Regions from separate parts of the Mus musculus genome. Here region 2 is linked to region 1. A link is a loop called in an ENCODE intact Hi-C map of the cell type or tissue named here. Cell type or tissue: heart. All regions are shown on one strand. Each heading gives the region's core, and the rest is flanking DNA. Links, peaks and the distances in the headings are about the cores only.

What was found. Hi-C counts contacts between places; a loop is a spot of excess contacts. Peaks named below come from ENCODE experiments on the same cell type or tissue, not always from the same donor. Only the 100,000 strongest peaks of a DNase experiment are listed, where the experiment ranks them.
Region 2: it touches region 1 in a loop (3-fold over the local background); 8 of 42 quality-filtered maps call a loop at or near these places.

The regions. Positions count from the first base shown.
Region 1 is chr11:57,640,888-57,650,654 of GRCm38, forward strand. It overlaps Galnt10 (polypeptide N-acetylgalactosaminyltransferase 10), which reads left to right and starts at 4,555. Exons shown (of 12, transcript NM_134189.2): 1 at 4,555-4,830. The coding sequence starts at 4,672. It overlaps 4933424L21Rik (RIKEN cDNA 4933424L21 gene), which reads right to left and starts at 8,607. Exons shown (of 4, transcript NR_153850.1): 1 at 8,433-8,607; 2 at 7,835-8,208. In heart, for the core only: CTCF peaks have their summits at 2,355 (motif pointing right), 4,531 and 4,732; DNase peaks (open chromatin) are centred at 3,664, 4,254 and 4,514; H3K4me3 peaks cover 3,166 bases; H3K27ac peaks cover 2,125 bases.
Region 2 is chr11:57,712,525-57,722,291 of GRCm38, forward strand. It overlaps Galnt10 (polypeptide N-acetylgalactosaminyltransferase 10), which reads left to right. Exons shown (of 12, transcript NM_134189.2): 2 at 8,771-8,873. Among named protein-coding and RNA genes, the nearest start is that of Gm46282, 11 kb to the left of the region's middle. In heart, for the core only: a CTCF peak has its summit at 5,483 (motif pointing right); no DNase peak of the experiment used is centred there.

The DNA of each region.
Region 1 (9,767 bases), core at 1,200-9,199:
CACCGTCAATAAGACAAAAAGACCACCAACAGATTGGGAAAGGATCTTTACCTATCCCAAGTCGGACAGGGGACTAATATCCAATATATATAAAGAACTCAAGAAGGTAGACTCCATAAAATCAAATAACCCCATTAAAAATGGGGCTCAGAACTGAACAAAGATTTCTCACCCGAGGAATACCGAATGGCAGAGACGCACCTGAAAAAATGTTCAGCATCCTTAATCATCAGGGAAATGCAAATCAAAACAACCCTGAGATTCCACCTCACACCAGTCAGAATGGCTAAGATCAAAAATTCAGGTGACAGCAGATATTGGCAAGGATGTGGAGAAAGAAGAACACTCCTCCATTGTTGGTGGGATTGCAAGCTTGTACAACCACTCTGGAAATCAGTCTGGCGGTTCCTCAGAAAATTGGACATAGTACTACCAGAGGATCCCGCAATACCTCTCCTGGGCATATATCCAGAAGATGCCCCAACTGGTAAGAAGGACACATGCTCCACTATGTTCATAGCAGCCTTACTTATAATAGCCAGAAGCTGGAAAAAACCCAGATGCCCCTCAACAGAGGAATGGATACAGAAAATGTGGTACATTTACACAATGGAGTACTACTCAGCTATTAAAAAGAATGAATTTATGAAATTCCTAGGCAAATGGATGGACCAGGAGGGCATCATCCTGAGTGAGATAACCCAATCACAAAGGAACTCACACAATATGTACTCACTGATAAGTGGATATTAGCCCAGAAACTTAGGATACCCAAGATATAAGATACAATTTCCTAAACGCATGAAACTCAAGAAGAACGAAGACCAAAGTGTGGACACTTTGCCCCTTCTTAGAATTGGGAACAAAACAGCCATGGAAGGAGTTACAGAGACAAAGTTTGTAGCTGTGACGAAAGGATGGACCATCTAGAGACTGCCATACCCGGAGATCCATCCCATAATCAGCTTCCAAACGCTGACACCATTGCACACACTAGCAAGATTTTGCTTAAAGGACCCAGATAGAGCTCTCTCTTGTGGGACTATGCTGGGGCCTGGCAAACACAGAAGTGGATGCTCACAGTCAGCTATTGGATGGATTACAGGGCCCCCAATGGAGGAGCTAGAGAAGGTACCCAAGGAGCTAAAGGGATCTGCAACCCTATAGGTGGAACAACATTATGAACTAACCAGTACCCCGGAGCTCTTGTCTCTAGCTGCATATGTGTCAAAAGAGAGCCTAGTCGGCCATCACTGGAAAGAGAGGCCCATTGGACTTGCAAACTTTATATGCCCCAGTACAGGGGAATTCCAGGGCCAAAAAGTGGGAGTGGGTGGGTAGGGGAGTAGGGGGGGAGGGTATGGGGGACTTTTGGGATAGCATTGAAAATGTAAATGAGGAAAATACCTAATAAAAATATTAAAAAAATAACCAAGACAATCTCCCACCAATGTGCCAACCCCAAATGCTTTGAGCTAAGAAGTCTCTTGGGTTATTGGTGTGTGTGCACGCACATGCATGTGGAGGTCTGGGGACAAGTTTGATGTTTCATTACACAGACACCTTCCCCCTTCTTTCTTTGCTTTAGCTGACCAGAGAGTTTCTAAGGCTCCTCCTCTGTCCATCCCCCCTCACCACCACTGGGGATTACAGGCATGCACTTCTGTAATCCTAGTTTTTTAATCAGTTCTGTGGCTTGGTCCTCAGGTCCTCAGGCTTGTGAGCCGAGTGCTTTGTTGACTGAGCCATCTCCGCAGTCCTCTCATGAGTTATTCTAAGGTAAGGGAAGCCACAGTGTTTACAACAGTGTCATGATAGATACTGCTACCTTCACCATGCTCAAGGGTGGAGAAGCAGTGCCATGTAACTACACCAACGCTGCAAACTCATGACAGCACCGGACACAGACAGGACCCAGCATTACTCATAACTGGGGATTGATGGGGATAGCCCAAATGTCCATCAACAGCTAACTGGATAAACAAACATAGGGTATGCATGTGTGACTTCTCCTGGGGAGATGTGAGTAAATGTCTGTCACAGATAGGACACTGACCACATACCAAAGAAATGATGTCATCTAAGTCTACTTCAGGAAGGCCAGCTGACTGGTTATTTGGGCTATTTTCAGGGGCATCACAAAAAAAGCCCATACCAGTATGGATGATAGCTCATGCACCCTGGAGCTCCCTGGACACCCTGAAGAAAGACAGCATGGCTGATCCTGAGGGTCTGTTCTTCTCAGGATTGTTTCAGTTTACATAACTTTGGGGAAGAAAGTTGACTTAAAAAAAAAGATTTATTTATTTATTTATTATATGTAAGTACACCATAGCTATCTTCAGACACACCAGGAGGGGGCGTCAGGTCTCAATATGGATAGTTGTGAGCCACCATGTGGTTGCTGGGATTTGAACTCAGGACCTTCAGAAGAGCAGTCAGTGCTCTTAACCACTGAGCCATCTCTCCAGCCCATCTTTTAACTTTTTAAGTTTCTTGAGTCTTGTGAGACTAGTTTACTTCCTGAGTCTTAGAAGCATCCCTCATCCTTTTGGGTGGGAAAACACACACACACACACTGTAATAAAAAATAATTTTTAATGGTTAAAAATGGTAAAATTGTTATGTGTATTACAGCACACTATAAATTATTTTAAAAAACATTTATTATATATGTGTATGTAATTAAATGTACACCTGTGCACCGTAAGTGTGCAGATGCCCACACAGGCCAGAAGAGAATAACAGATGCCCTGGATCTAAATTATAGGCAGTTGTGAGCTGTCTCCTGTGGGTGCCAGGAGACAAATATGGGTCTGGGGAACTGAACCCATGTTCTCTGGAAGGAAGAGCAGCAAGTACTTTTAACCATGGAGGTATCTCTCAGTTCCTATAAGATTATTATTTTTTAAAGATGTAAGGGTCAGATTTATAAACAGAAGGATGGTCAGAGGGTGCATCTAGGTATGGGTGATAAGACAAAGGTCCCGATGTGGGAGTGCCCGCCATGTTCTGATGAACAGCAAGGGGGATGGGTTTGGGGAGACTTGAAGGAAGAGGTGGTGATTTCCTTAGACATAGAGGTGTACCCTGACATAGACAAAGAGGTTTGGGGGTTTTGTTTGTTTGTTTGTTTTTTAGGTGCAAGAATTTGTATGGTCAACACCACTTGGGGGAACATACAAAGCTAGCAGCAGAACCAAAGAAAGAAAGGCCAGGCAGAGGGGGAAGGAAATATTTGACCTTAGGGAAATACAACCCAGGGACTGTGACTTTAACTGCAATGATGTGAGTGACCTAAGATGAGATTTAAAAAAAAAAATCACTGCTCAGTCTGGTGTTAGACCTGCAAGGTTAGAATTTAGGGCACTAGTCCCGGGATAGTGGTAGCCACAGGGCTCAGTGGCTTCGCTGCAGAAGCAGAGGATAGAGTCAATGCGCGCGCTGGCAGGAAGGCTAGTAAAGAGGAAGCAAGAGAGGAGGGGGAGGAGGGGGCTGCCATTGGGCATCCAGGAGCAAGCTGTTAAAAGACAGGCGCGCAGCAGAGGAGGCTCCCACAGGCTTCATGTGAGCCCAAGTCAGCAGCTCAGAAGCCAGATATTTTTGGACAAGTCAAGGCTCCCTAGTTCTGCTATGCACAGCCGAGCTTTCAGTTCTGCGCACCCCACCCCACCCCACCCCTCCGCCCAGGCTCCAGTGAGAGTTCTGCTTTTCCTTGCTCCTCACTCCTGGCCCAGTATCGGACCCACTGTGGGCGCTCGCTGGTGGTTTGAATTCGAAAGAGGAAAGGACACGAGGTTTCGGGAACGTGCTCTGGGGCACTGTGTCCAGAAGCAGTCCAAGTCCAAGTCCACTGGCTTGCATGTGCGTAAGAATAGCTCTCGCAAAGAGGCTCCGGTCATCTCCTCGATGGTTTTGCAAAGAACCCAGACTAGTGACGGAACATCCAGCACTCCACAGGTTGGAGAGGGGGATGGAAACCCAGCCGCCCACTGAGCGATGCGCAAGGTGCCCTCTGCATACAGGTTGTGGGGAGTCCCCAGGTCAAAGGCAGGTCTGGTTGGCACGTCCCGGGGCAGAACCGGGAAAAGAGTGGACTGCAGCATCCCAGCGCAGTCGGTTGTAGCATGTCCGCACAGTCCCGGGGCTCTCGCTGGCTGAGAACTTGCAGAGAGCCACGCGAATTCCCCGGGGTGTTCCCGATCGCGTGCTCCGCGGCCCCTGCGAGCGCCCAACTCCCTAACTCCGGGACTTTGGCAAAGCTGCAGCGGGCGGGGAGCAGTGGAGAAGCAGGACGCACCATTGGAGCCCACGGGGGGTGTAGCAATCAGGAGCCGGGGCCCTCTTGCATCCTGGAGGACGGAGATGCTCTATGAGTAGATGAAGAATTGAAGGATGGAGGCGAATAGGACTCAACCGTGCATCTGTTGGCGGAAGGCGAGGTGCAGGACGTGGAATGAGATGCCGAGGGATGATGGGGTTGGAGCGCACCCCCACGGCGGTGACACGGTGGAGGCGCCCGGCTCCCCCGCCGGCGAGCAGCGGAAGTGCCGCGGAGTTGGAGCGGGGCCGGCGTCGCGGCCGCTACTGCTGGCCGAACTGCTGCCGCCGCCGGGTGGACGGGCGGACGCGCAAAGCCGGGGGCGGGCGCGGCGGGGCGGACCGGCCCCGATGAGGCGCAAAGAGAAGCGGCTCTTGCAGGCGGTGGCTCTGGCTCTGGCGGCCCTGGTCCTGCTGCCCAACGTGGGGCTTTGGGCTCTGTACCGCGAGCGGCAGCCCGACGGCAGCCCTGGGGGATTGGGGGCGGCGGTGGCCCCCGCGGCGGTTCAGGTGAGTAGTCTGCGGCCGAGAGTTGGGAGTACTCTTTCTCCCACTTCGCTCCCACCCTGCAGTTCCTTGTTCTACCTATCCTTCGTGTCTGCTCTGAGGCATCCCATTTTGGGGATGGCAACATCGAGGCTTAGGGAAGGTCAAAGATTTATCCAGGCTCTTGCTCCAGCCTAAAACAGTGTTCAACCCCAGGCCCTTTCCTTAGTTTACCCCTTTCCTCTTATTGCCGTCTATAATTCCCGGCCTCTTCAGCTCTCTCTTTTTCGGAGGATCCTACCTGCATCTTCGTGCCACCCTGGATTGTTTGTTCTGAGGTAAGAGTGGAGATTCTGGTCCTTCTTGTCGGTGTTCTTCAGATAGTCTCTGCCCCTAGCCTCCACTCTCGCCTGCTGATTCTAATGTTTCAAGTCAGACCAGATCCTTCCTGGTTTGCTGTCTGCACAGGCACTCGTAGGTCTCCCATCTGGAGCGAGCTTTCTCTTCTCTCTTCTCTTCTCTTCTCTTCTCTTCTCTTCTCTTCTCTTCTCTTCTCTTCTCTTCTCTTCTCTTCTCTTCTCTTCTCTTCTCTTCTCTTCTCTTCTCTTCTCTTCTCTTCTCTTCTCTTCTTCTCCTTCCCTCCCCTTTTCCCTCCTTCCTTCCTTCCTTCCTTCCTGTGTATGTGTACCTTACCTACATGTATGTCTGTCTGCACCACACAGGTGCATGGTGCTCATTGAGGTCAGAAGAGGGCACAGGCTCCCCCAAAACTGGGGTTACAGATGGCTCTGAATCACAGTGTGGTTGCTGGGAATCTAACCTGGAAGACCAGCCACTGCTTCTAAACAAGTGATCCATCTCTCTCCCCACCTCCCACATCACCCAGTCTTTATCCTAGTCAAATTCTGTGCCTCTCTCGAGAATACTGAGCCCAGGCCCCATTGAACTTGCCACCTTTGACATGAGTCTAGCAGCTCTGGTGGAGGACTCTCCAAATGTCTCAGAGCCACAGGTGTCAAACACCCCCAGGACAGAACACCTCCAGCCTTCCTTCTTTGTACTAATGAGAGATGTTTCTTGTAGACAAAATTGAGATGGTCTGCCTCTTTAAAGTTGTATGTATGTATGTGTGTGTGCATTGTGTACGTGCATGTGTGTGTGTGTCCACGAGTGCGTGCACTTGGAGTAGCAGTCTCCTGGCTTAGATGAACTCTGTCACTTTCCTCCAGCCATCCCAGCTTCCCTACCCCAGCTCCTGGCAAGCGTGGGCACGCTACACTTGAATTATTCCTCCAGTGGGACATTTAAGAGTTGCTTACGGGATTTTCTTGGTCCTGTGGGAAGTGGGTAGATGTGCGCCAGGGTCAGCCTTGACTGACTGCTGGCTGGCCTTGAGGGAAGAGGCTGGCTTCTTGAGATTGATGCTTTACCGCCCCCCACACTCCCCACCTTTCCAGTGTTAGGGCTTTCTGGCTTCTTGGGCATGGGAGAGTCTTGGTCTACAGAGCGGATCAATTTGAACTTGGCGTGTCACTCTGGTAACTTGTAAATCATCCTCAAGGCCCGGGTGATCTGTCTATCTGGTAGATCTTACTATTGGGAAAGTTAGGAAACCCCATTTCTAAATCCCTGCTTCCAATTCTGAAAGCTGGTCTAGAGCTCTCTCCCTTAAACTCTTTGTCTGAGTGGGGTTTTTCTGTGGGAAACCTCTTTCCTCTGTTACTGCCCTGTGGGGCACCAGTGTCGGCAGGCCAGACTCGTGTTCTAAGCTCAGCTGTTGACTTGCTGTGCATTGATGAGTCTGATCTCCCACTCTGAGCCTTGCTTGCTCCGTGTGTATGATTTGATGCCAACATTCTGTGATGCTGCCAATGTGCCAGTGGGGCAGGGCCACTTCTTTTTCCTTTCCTGAGGTCGCTTATAACAGTCCTATCTTGGGATGCTCTGCTGAACACAGCCCTGGCCGAGGGGGGTGTGTCCAGCCAGGTCAGACTCTCCCACAGAATAGCTGTGAGCAGTTCTAAAATAGCCCTTGACATTCTGCCTCTGCGTGGAGAGAGTTCTGCTGTGAAGGCCAGAGACATCCTAATTTTCATTTTCTATAGAGCCAGATGTGTAACAAGAAGGTCAAGGTTAACTGTCAGTTTGGCCTTAGCTTTCACGGTGAATTACTGACTGTACAAAAGGCTATTGATGCAGTATGGCCACCTTTTGAGCAGAGAGAGAGAGAGAGAGAGAGAAAGAGAGAGAGAGAGAGAGAGAGAGAGAGAGAGAGAGAGAGAGAGAGAGAGAGAGAGAGAGAGAGAGAAAGGAGGAACAGCAACTGAGTACCTCTTGGAATTGCTACCTGGACTCATTGAGAGGGCTGGTTTACATGCTCTGGTTTTTTGTCTGTCTCTCTGGGATGGCACAGAGAGGAGGAAGAAATAGTTAAGAGTATGGAGGGCTTTCGTGCACTTATCATTGCTTCTTGGGGGTCACAGAAGGGAAATATTTCCCAAGGATGGGCCCTGGTAGGTGCAGCAGGATTCAGCATTCATGGGCTGCCTGTCTGGTACAGTCTGCCAAATTTCCACACAGCCCCTTTGTGTTCCACTCTCCTGCAGATGCAGAACCCTCCAATCCCTCTCCTGAATGTCAGCTGGCCTCCAGGAAAGAAGCCGGCTTCTCCCACCCCTCTCTGTCAGGGGCTAGCTGGGAAACCGTCTTCAGCACCCAGAGTTGTTGGGACACCGATGAACCAGTCAGCACTCTGGCACTGTCGAGTCATCTCCGTGATCTTCCTGGTAGAAATAAGTGCTGGTCTGGAAGGTAGCTGAGTTGATTGAGTGCTTGCCTGTGGCCAGTCCTCAGCGCCACATCAACCAGCCTGTGGCGCGCGTCAGTAATTCCAGTACTCAGGAAGTGACAGGAAGAGAATTGGAGTTCAAGGCCAACCTTGGCTACAGGAGACCTTTCTCTAGATCAGCACCTGTTGGCTCTTTGTTACCGTGAGACTTTCTAGTGGCTTTTCTGTGAGATGGCACACCTGGGTTTGTGTAGTCCTCTGATGCCTTGCCCTGTGGTGCCTCATCCTGGTCCTGTTGGAGCCACCAGGCGGGACATTTGATTCATAAAGTGAACGTCATGTGCTCGGAGTCTCGCTGGTCACATAGCTGGCTCTTCTGAAAGTCGCAAGATTGAGTAAGGAAAGAAAGCCGGCCTCGAGGCCATTTTTGTTTAAACTTGGGCTTCCTTCTCTTTCCCACTCCCTAGCCGGCCTGACATCTTGGTTTAACTCTAGGATTGGTTTTCATCTTGCAGAGCCTGGGAGCTGGTTCTCAATACCACAGTAGGAATCCCAAGTGCAGCTCCTCCCACTTCTGAGCCAGGAAGAGAACTGGCTTCTCTGGGTCATGGCATCTGTTTGGTAGAGAAAGGTGGGATCATGGAATTCCAGTGTCTATGACTTTTAAGTATCAGGTCTTTTTCTCATGGAGTCAGAGCTAAACTTGGTTCTTAGAACATCTGGAAATCGATAACCCTTCCCTACCCCCACCCCCCGGTTTCAGTCTTCCTGGTAGTAGAAGACTTACCCGTCAGCAAGTTAAGTACCATGGCAATGTGGTCTGGAGTGGTTTCCTTACCTTTCCAAGGTGGAGTTGGTATCCTTTAGACTGCTAATCACTTCTCTGTCAGCTTGGCCAGATGAAATCTGATGCCACCCGGGGAAGGGTTCTTGACTTAGCAGAGCAAATCTGCTCCTGCCTCCTCCTCCTCTTGGGCCTGCTGTCTGCCAAGGATGAGTACAGAGAGAGGTCTGACTGGTTCTCTCCTGCCCTAAGCCCATTGTGACCTCATGGAAGTGATTTAACCTCTCTGGCCCTTGTCGTCCTCACTTGTGAGCTGCCTGTAGATTCAGAAAGACGAAAATGTCTATCATTGTGGTGCCCACCCACCTGTGGCCAGGGCAGACAATGCTAATCAGGTTTTACTACCAATCCCAGACCTGGCCTCAGTCTGTCGGTCAAGAAGGCTTCTCACATGTGGGGTTGCTGGTATCATTTACTTCCTTTTTGTGGTTTTTGGAGGGGAGGGGGTGTGTGAAATATAGATTTTGTTGCGGCTTTTCCGATTCTGATGCCCCAGGATTCTGTGAGTTTGGAAGTATGTGTCGGAAAGGTCTAGAGTCCAGCCGAAGCCCTGACTAAGGACTCTGTTCCTGTTCCAGCGTCTCTCGGGCAGCTTTGTGTGTGTTAGCTCCGGTGACAGATGACAGATAATGGAACCCGGGGATGGAAAAGCAAAGGCCTATTTAAAAGATAACCATCTAGCTTGCTAATTGTACCTTGTCTACAGCCAGCTCTTATTCGGAAAATGGCATCCAGGATGCCTTTTGTTGCTGTATAAAAGGCAACCTGGGCGTGAAGGAGGCCTTGTTCCTTACAGTGGCGAAGTGCTTTGCACACCTACCTGGTCCTTCGCATCGTCTGTGGAAGCAGAGGGTTTGTATAAGAATCTCGTTTCTCCAGAGAATCGCTGTTCCCATGGGTTCGTGGAGTGGGGACAGGAAGTAGACCCTACAGGTAGCAGTTCCCATGGGTTCCACAGTGGCCTTCCTGCTTGCAGCTGTCCGGAGACTGGGAAGGTAGAGTGCGTTTGTCGAACTACTGAATGTATCAGAGCAGGCAAGGGCTTCAGAGGACCTCTAGGCCAGCCCCCTTCATTTTTGTCTGATGGAAACTGAGGCCCCAGAGAGGGGTGATGGCTGAAAACAAGTTCTCACCGGAGAAATGCAGACCAGAATGCAGCGCTCTGAGGTTCATGCTCCGTTTCGCAGCAGAGGCTTTTCCTCCACAGACTAATATTTGCGCCTTCCCTGCCATTATTTCCCCTGAGAGCCAAGATGATCTCGCTGAGTCCCTGAGGCCAGCAAATAAAATGGATTAAACGTTAGGGCTGTGAAGGGACCTTGCTTGAGA
Region 2 (9,767 bases), core at 800-8,799, 71 kb after region 1:
CCATGTGCAGGGATTTCACGCAGCCAGTGAATCGTGCTCACAGGGCCACAGGCCAGTGGGTAGTTTCTCCAGCCTTGGGTTCCCATGTGCATTTGTGGTCATCCACATATAGCAGGAAGCCCCGGGGATCTTGCATCTCTTTGAGAATTGGCTGTCTGTCTGCTAGCCTAGGACAGTTGCCTGTTCCATTGCTGTCACAGAATACATGATATACTGCAACTTAAGGGAAGTTTGATTTGGGGCTCACAGTTTAAGAGGGTGGTGGTCCATGGTAGGGAAGGCATGGGAGAAGGAGGTAGCCGTATGTGTGGATGGATCAATGGAATGAAGAGGGATCAATGGGTGGATGGATAAAGAGATGGATATAGGTGCTTCTAAAGTTGTTACCATAAACTTCACTTCCCCCCTGCCGAGTTACTGAGATTGAGTGCAGCTGTTTCGTGTCTAAAGACTTTTCCCTGGCGGTATTTTTTGTTGTGTTTCGCCTTTCTAAGATAAAGACTCGATGGATAGTCCTGGCTGGCCCCACACTCACCGTCCTCCTGGGATGACTGACAGGCACGCGCCACAACGCTCAGGATCGAAATGCTTTGGAGAAGCAAAGCGGAATCAAAAACCCAGTTGCGAGTTGTGTGCGGAAGAGCCATGCTGGGTTCTTTCTCACGAACCCCGTAATTATTAGCAGAAAAATGAGGTCCCCAAGTTTCCTCCCTGGATACATTAATCACTTCTTGGAGGCTGGGGGTGAGTGGGAGAGGGGAGACTGTATTAAATAAAGTTAGGCAACTTTCTGTGGGACTTCAGACAGCCTTTATTTAACATGTGCACATGAGTGTGGTTGTGTGTAGGTGAGCGCGTATTACAGAGGGGGTGTACATGTGTGTGGAGGGCAGAGGACAACCTTGAGTGTCATTCCTCAGGCATTGTCCGTATTGCTCTTGGGGTTCTCGCGGGCTGGGAACCTGATATAGGTTGGCCAGCCAGGCAGTACCGGGGATCCACCTGTTTGTGCCTTCCAGTGCTGGAGTCACAGGGCACAGTGGCTTTTATATGTGGCTTCTGGAGATTGAACTTGGGACTCCCCCACTTGCAAGGCAAGCGCTTTACACTGTAGCTGCCTTCAGACACCCCAGAAGAGGGTGTCCAATCCCATTACAGATGGTTGTGAAGCCACCATGTGGTTGCTGGGATTTGAACTCAGAACTTCTGGAAGAGCAGTCAGTGCTCTTAACCGCTGAGCCACCTCCCCAGCCCGGTAAGCACTTTACCAGCTGAGCTCTTTCCCGGTTTTCAAAGAGCCCTTACCATGCTAACGTACATGCTGGCATCCAGGTATGCTAGTGCTGAAAACTAGGATGCAGAAAAGGGAGATAGTGTAACATTTTAGTTCCATCCTTTGGCAAGTATGTAATTCTGGGCTCTCCATATGTTCCCAGTGCTAGCTGTTGCCACCGTTTCCCCACCTTTCCCCAAAGACCACTCACCCCCTCTCTCTGCTCCACAGTAACACCTCTATTCTTTCTTTTACTGGCTTTATCTTCTGGGCACTTACAGAATTAAAACCTTACACCCTCTGTGTCTGGCTTATCTCACTAAGCATTAATATCTTTCCAAGGTCTGTCTGTGTTGATCGTCTGCCCCTTCTACGGTTGAGCTGGTGTTCTACTGTGTGCCTGGGCCACGCCTTATTTATATTGGACACTGCTTGAGTTGTGTCTTTGGGTGGTCATGACCAGTGCTGCAGTGAAACACAAGTGTATGGCTCTGAGTGTCTCCTGTCCGTTCCTTTAGGTGAGGAGTCGCTGGGTCATGTGATAATGGTTCTGTTTTAGCCTTTTGAGAGACCTCCAGCCTTGTCCAGTAGCTGTGTTCCCATTGCCATTTCCCCCAACAGACACACAGTTTCTCCGCTCACATCCTGCCGTCACTTGTTCTCTGTGTGTTCAGTTACACTACCTTGCTAAGTAGTAAGTGATGCTGTATGGCAGGTGTGAGTCCTAGTCCCTAATGACCAACACCCGGGGTTCTGAGTTATCTTGGTGCACTCTGAATATAAGGCCTTCATCAGCTACACTTTGCAGATATATTCTAGTCCACAGCTGTGCCTTGAAGAGCAAAAGGTATAGTTGTAATGGATTCCATCCAACTCAGCAAAATGGATGCTGTCTTATTTACGAAGCCTTTACATAGACCATAGTAGCACACATCTAATCCCAGCACTCAGGAGGCAGAGGCTGACAGATGTCTGTGAATTCAAGGTCAGTTACATAGCAAGTTCCAGGACAGCTATATAATAGGGAGACCCTGTCTCAAAAAGAAAAAGAAGAAGAGGAGGAGGAGGAGGGGGGAGGAGGAGGAGGAGAAAGAAGAGAAGAATTACAAAAAGAAAAAGAAAGAAGTTTCTTTCCTATGTGCTGGGGAGATTGCCCAGTGGTTAGAGCACTTCTCCCCCCCTAGTGCCCTACCCCCTTTCCCCAGCGTGAGGACTGGAGTCTTGTCAGGTGCCTGTGGCCACCCGTCTGTGATTCCAGCCTGGGAAGGTAGAGATAGAAGATCCCCAGAGCAAGTTGGCTCCTGAGACTGGCCAGTGAGCTCTGGGTTTGATTGAGAGGCCCTGCTTCAGTGAAGAAGGGGGGAGAGCTATGAGGGATGATTCCCAACACCATCCTTGGACCTCCACCTGCTTGCACACCCATCTCCATGTGCCCACACACATGTGGACTCACATAAACTCATATGAAAACAGAAAGGAAGGAAGAAAGATTTGCCTAAATAATCCCAAGTCACTAGGGTGTGACTCCCACCTACTTCTTTCTTCTGTGTGCTTCCGTGACCCAGCCTCCCTCTGTGTGCATTGAGAGTTAGGGTTGAGCTTTTCTAGTCTGTCTGTCTGTCTGTGATCCATTCTTCCTGTAGCCCGAGCTAGCCTACATTCAATTCTCCTGCACTCACCGTCCTCCTGCCTCAGCCTCCGTGCTGGGATTGCAGGGAGCAGCACCATGCTGGAGGAATGTGTTGGATGTAATCCTTCCGCACCCTTTGTTGAAAAGTTGTCCCATTCAACTCCCTTAGCCTTTTTGTTTAGAATTTGTTCAATAAGTTTGTATATATATGCATGTGTGTGTGTCTACATATGTGTACTTGTATGATCAAGCATGTGTGTTTGCATATGTACATGGATGGATGTGTGCACTCTGGGGGTGGGGGAGTGTTCATGTGTTTGTTCTAAACATGATCTCATTAGTCATTTGTCCTCACTCAAGGACCACATTCTCCTGTCCATGGACCAAGCTTTGAAAGGTGTCTATGTGTCCTTCAGCTTTTTCCTGTCTGTGAGTGTCATTGTTTAACTACTACCTAAGTCCTTCATGTTTCTGCCAAGATTGCGTTGTGTCTATAGACCAATCCTTTAAGGACCAGCATCATTTTGGCTTTGAGGCAGGGTCTCACTATGCATCCCAGGCTGCTCTGGAGCTCATGATCCTCCTGCCTCCACCTCCCACCTCTGGGAGAATGAATTGACCTCTTGGCATCAAATCTTTCCAAATGCCTGGTTTGCCTATCATTTGTCCTCCTCGGGCACCCACTTGTAGTTGTCAGTGTGCGTCTTGGCTATTTTGTTCAGTTTGTTAAGTGTTTGGTATGTTGGCACTGTTGTAAATGATAGTTCAGTTCCCAAAGTTTCCTTGCCAGTTTTTAGAAGTTAAATTAACTTTTTCACACCATCCCCGACTCCTGTGACACTTTAAACTCACTAGTTCCAGACGCGTTTCTGTTGGTGCCCCCTCAGCATTTTCCAAACTGGACATTTTTCTACGAATGCTCTGGCCAAATTGTAGAGACCTTGACAGACACAGGACCCTATCTGTGGACCCTCCTCATCAATGTGGAAAGAGGGTGTGACAGAGCTGGGTCTTCCAGGTCCCTGTCAGACTCCCTGCCACCTCAACAAAGGCTTCTCAGCAGAAGATGCTCGTCTCAGTTAAAACCAGATTGGAACGAATCAAGCAAGATAAGAGTTTTTCTCTCACTGAAAAGCCTGGAGGGTGTGTGACTGGATGTGTGTGTGTGTGTGTGAGGTGGGGGGGGGGGGTACTTGTGAGCTAAACTGTCTGCTACTTCCATGAAAATGAAAGAAGCCCCAGAGGAGAGTCAGGCAGAGCCTCTCAGCCCGGCCTCAGGGCTAGGAATACAGACAGGACACTGACTGGCAATGGTTACGGCGGGTGTGAGAGTTCAAAGCCTGGGCATCTTTCAGAAATCACTTTAGGGTCAGGCGAGCCCTCTCTCTTTAGAATTTTGCAGCCCAATTAAACTGACCTGGAGCCATTTGATCAGAGGATAAAGTTAAGCCCTTTATGGTATTATGTCCTTGTGACTGTGCTAGGCCTGTCTAATCCCTGTGTGACCTTCCTTCCATCCAGGAAAAAAAAAGTAGAGGCAGATCTGTGCATTCAGTAGTCAGTGAGAATGAGACCTGCTTTTCTGGGGGTCACAGTTTGGGGAGACAGGCAGCCCTTAGATGAGTGTCCAAAGAACCCTGAAATGGAGAGCCCTGGGGCAGCATGCCCAAGCTGGCTTCTCAGTTCCCACCTGGCACTCGATTCTGAGACTCTCCAGGGCATGGTACTGGTTAGATTCAGGTGTGTTCGCAAACCATTTAGTTCTGGTTAAAGTTAAAAACAAACAAACGAATTCCCCCCATATACATTTTCTCAAAACGTCAGGTTGAGGCTGACATAGTTAACCACACTCGAGCCTTTTTTTTTTTTTTTTTTTTTTTTTTTGGTGAGGGCTAAAATAAGAGTGGTCCTCAGTTTTGAATAGGAGACACTTCCTCTAGAGGAAAATGAAGTGGACTCCATTCCCACTTACCTTGGAGGGGGAGGAGGGGGAGCAAGAGGAGGAGGAGGGGGAGGAGGAAGAGGAGAAGGAGGAGGAGGAGGAGGAAAAAGAGGGGGAGAAGGAGGAGGAGGAGGAGGCTGATCAAAAGCATGTGGGCTTCAGTACTTATTCCTGAGCTCTGCTGTGTCTCACTTCTCACTCAGAGAGACGTGTGGCTCCCACCTGCCAAGCAGCACTGGTCCAGACTTCCTCCTATTGTGTGGCTCATGTCTACCCTCTGAACCTTATTTATTCCTGCCAGGTCTGGCCTTTGCCCTTGTCTCTCACTTATAGTCTCCACTTACATCCCCTCCAGCTGGAGTCCCCTCTGCATTGCTCCCAAGCAAGCCCTTCCCCATTCTTCCACCTCCCTCCCCAAGACTCTTCTGTAGGCATCCTTACCCAGTCATCCCGGCGGGAACCTCTTCTAAATAACTAGAGATTTTATCTGTACCACCTTTAAGGTAATACACTAGAGTGATGTGTGTCTTTTCTTATCCTATTTATTAAACCCTCGGACTGTCTTATTTTTTTTTTTAAAGATTTATTTATTTATTATATGTAAGTACACTGTAGCTGTCTTCAGATACTCCAGAAGAGGGCGCCAGATCTTGTTAGGGATGGTTGTGAGCCACCATGTGGTTGCTGGGAATTGAACTCAGGACCTTCAGAAGAACAGTCGGGTGCTCTTATCTGTTGAGCCATCTCACCAGCCCCCGGACTGTCTTATTTAACTATATGTATTAACTACTTTTCTCATTGCTATGACAACATCATCAAAAGCAACTTACGGAAGGAAGATGGTTTGTTTTTGTTTCTTGATGTGTGTGGGCGTTCGTCTGCATGTAGTCAGTGTACCTTGTACTTCCCTAGTGCCTGTGGCATCCAGAAGAGAACATCCAATCCCCTGGAACTAGAATTGCAGATACTTGTGAGCTACTGTGTAGGTTCTGGCAATAAAACCCAAGTCCTTTTGAAAGGCAGCCAATGCTCTCAGCCCCTAAGCCATCTCTCCAGCCGCAGGAAGGGTTCATATTAGTTAGTGGTTTAAGAAGGCTACATACCTTCATGTCAGGGGTGGCATGGTGGGCAGGAACTGAGTATGAGACATTGTCACATTGGGTCCACAGTCAGGAAGCAGAGAGAGACAGTACTCCGTTCATTCTCCTTTTTGTCAGGACTGGGACCCTGGACCACAGGAATGGTACCATCCACACTCAGGGTGGGCTTTGCTCTCTCAGTTAATGCCCTCTCAGACACTCTCAAAGGTGTGTCTCCTGGGTGATGCTAAGTCCAATCAAGTTAACGCTGAGGTTACCCCTCACACTTTGCCTCTCCCAGAATTCCTTGGACACCGTAGGTCTTCAGTAATCCCTTGTTACATGGATGAATGAAAATTACTCCATGTTTGGTCTAAAAATTCATGGAGAATTTCAACCTACAATTGTCCAGCTTCCCTTCTATTGCTGTGAAGAGACACCATGGCCAAGACGACTCTTATAAAAGAGCATTTAATTGAGGGCTTGCTTACAGTATAAGAAGGTGGTGAGCCCATGATCACCATGGTGGCAGACAGACAGCGGTGGCAATGGAGCAACGCAGTAGCTGAGCGCTTTGCATCCTGATCTGCAGGCAGTAGGCAGAGAGACACTGCACCTGGCATGGAGTTTTGAAACCTCAAAGCCCGCCACCAGTGACACACCTCCTCCAACATGGCTCCACTAGTCCACACCTCCAAGATGGCTTCACTCAATGGTGACCAAGCATTCAAACTTGTGAGCCTGTGCGGGTCATTCTCTCGTCACACCACCACACCTTATGTAAAACAACTTTATTCATCTGGCTAAATGAGTTCTACCTGGTCCACCCTGACCGCGTGTGTGTGTGTGTGTGTGTGTGTGTGTGTGTGTGTGTGTGTGTGTGCGCGTGTGTGTGTGTGTGTGTCTGTCTGTCTGTCTGTCTGTCTGTCTGCTGTCCGTCTATGTTATTTTATTCTTGGGTTTTATTGCACACACACACACACAAAGGATATTAGAAGAATTACTTAATGTTTGGCATCGAAGAGTGCATGTGATCCGGAAGCAGAATCACTCCAGCTCCTCTGGAAAGCCTAGAGAATCACCCTAACATCTCCCTAATGCAGCCCGAGTCCGGGCTGAAGCCCACAACCCTTTCCATTTTCTTCCGGGCCAGAGGTTCAAACACTGTTGCTGACGGGCCCAGCCAAGTCTGCAGTCTCAGGACGGAGTGTGTGCTCTGACCAGTCTTTCTTCTCCAGCAGAATGGGGATGGCTTTGTTTCGCCATTCTCTCCTCTCCTCTAAGGGTGCCAGACACACAAAACGGTGATTAAGCAAAGATTAAAATTCCATTTGGATGAGTGAGTGAGTGAGTGAGCGGCTGTTGAGGCCATGATGGATTCCTTTGGAATGCTGACTAAGAGCACGTGGGTCCCAGACACAGTCAGTCTGAACACATCAACATGCGTTTACAGTTTGCTGTCTGAAGGGATTTCCAGTCCATTTGCCAGGTTTTCCAGCTAGCTCACATCCTCAAGGTGTTCCTTCTCTTTGTCTTCATTGCCTGTGGCAAGGGAACGTTCCTGAAGCTGGGGGGGAAGGAAAAGTGTCAGAAGATGATTGCAAACAAAGAAAATGATCTCAGCTTTCAGAGACACACACCCCTGGGTGTGCAGTGTTACGGAGTACCTCTGGGTTGAAGTCTTGGGGTGCTTCTTTATGTAATATTACATGATCAATGTTACTTAAGGGTTGTGTGCCTGGAGCTCAGTGGGTCAAAAACAAGCTGGTTTTGAGTCCCCAGGACTCTGGGCAAGCAGGAGTGTGTCATCCCAGCACCTGACACTCATTTCCGAGGCTCTGCCCTGGTTGTAGCCGGCAGTCAGCCACCTGCGGTTCCAGAGCACAAGGAAAGGGGTTTGAATTGGCATGAAGCCAGGAGGAGGTCAAAGTCTTAGTCCAAAAAGAGAGTAAAATGCCACAATTATGTGTTATATGGACTGCATGTCGAAATGCTAATGTTTTCGAAGAAGGTGGGTTAGGTTCAATGAAATGTATCGGGGCTCCAGAGATGGCTTAGTGGTTAAGAGGGTGCCCTGGTCTTATAGAGGACCTACCTTCAGGACTAGCACCTGTGACTGGCAGCTCCCAACTGCTGGTAACTCCAGCTGCAGGGGCTCCAATGCCCTCTTCTGGCCTCTACAGCAATATCCCTACACACACACACACACACATCAAAATTAAATACATCCTTAAAAAATAAATACGTTACTCAAACTAACATCATGTATTTCTTGATTGTTCCTTTGGAGTGCTGAGGACCGAACCCAGGGCCTCATGAACGCTAAGCAAGCACTCCACCATTGAACTACACCCCTTAGCCTCTGCTTATTTTTATTTTCTTTTGGCCTGTGACATTGTCTCACTGTGTAGGCTATGTTGGCCTAGAGCTGGTGGTCTTCCTGCCTCTACCTCCCGAGTGTTTGGATTACAGGGGCTTACCGCCACGCCTCGTTTTCTTTCTTCAATGTGGAAAGCAGCTTGCTTTGCCTACCAGGGCTGTCTCAGTACCTTCCCGTTGGGCAGCAACACACTGGGCACTTTGTCCTGTGGATGAGTGTGCCCGTCTTTCCTTCCTCTCCTGGGTGGTGAGTTTCCAAGGGGTTGTACTGAGCTTCTGTGTCCCCCCTGGCCTCAGCCCATCTAGCAGGCACATGGCTGGCACTCAGGAAGATGCTGAGGGCTGGACAGGCAATAGTGTTCTCCTTAAGCAGTGTAGCCTCTGGACCATTGTTATTGCCAATATTCCCTTTTTCTTCTTTTTCATAGTTTCTTCTTTGTCTTAATTTTCTTCTTTTATTTCTGAAGGAATTACACAGTCGACAAAAAAAGACATTTTTCTTGGGAGCTGAACAAAGGCTGAAGGACTGGCATAACAAGGAGGCTATCAGGAGGGACGCACAGCGCGTAGGTATGGAGGGCGCGGCCGAGTGTGGGCATCGTGTAAGTGTGCCATGGGTGTATGCGCATGTGCTGAATGTGTTAGAGGTGTCTGGACCCCTTGTTCACTTCCTGCCTGCCACCGTCTTTCCTAATAACCGTACCTACCTTTCACCCATCTGACCTCAGCTGTCAGCACCAGATCCACTGACTTCACATTCGCCCTGCCACCTACATATCAGCACGTGACTGTGTCTCCATCCTAGCAAGTCCCATCCCAAAGGAAGGAGCAATGTTTCAAAACGACAGGGATTGATCTCAAAGCAAGTTCCACCCTCTTCAACCTGATCAGGCCTTTATGGCTGGCTGAATAAGAGGAAATCTGTACCCCAGAGAGATGCTGCCACCTGCCAGTCATCACGCAGGGTGAGAGTAAGGCCAACTTGAGACTCGAACCCAGAACTGGAAGGCAGAGGCAGTTCTTCACCAACTACTGATTCCTTTTGCTAATAGGGCTTTGTCGCCATTCATGTATGGCTGGCAGATGGGGGAAGGGCCTACACGAATATCTATACAGAGACTGTAGAGGTTTTTTCTCTGCAGAGTCCAGGCAAAGGTCGGGAGAGCAGCTGCAACCCCCCTCCCCCAAAGGCTGTGGGGTCGCCACTGAATTCCACCATTCCTGAGCCTCTGATGACCTCACACAGTCAGCTTGTTCCAAGGGTGTGGAGGGAGAAGATGGCTATAATGTTGCTTTGCTTGAGTGGAAAGTGGATACAGTAGCAAGAGGGATTGAAATGGTGTGTGGTGATCTGGGTTAAAGGTGTCCCTTCTAAATTATTCATGACAGAACCAACTCACCACAAAGCTCTAAAGAGAGCAGGTGTAATAACTGAGCTGATGCCCACAGCATCCCCAGCCCTGA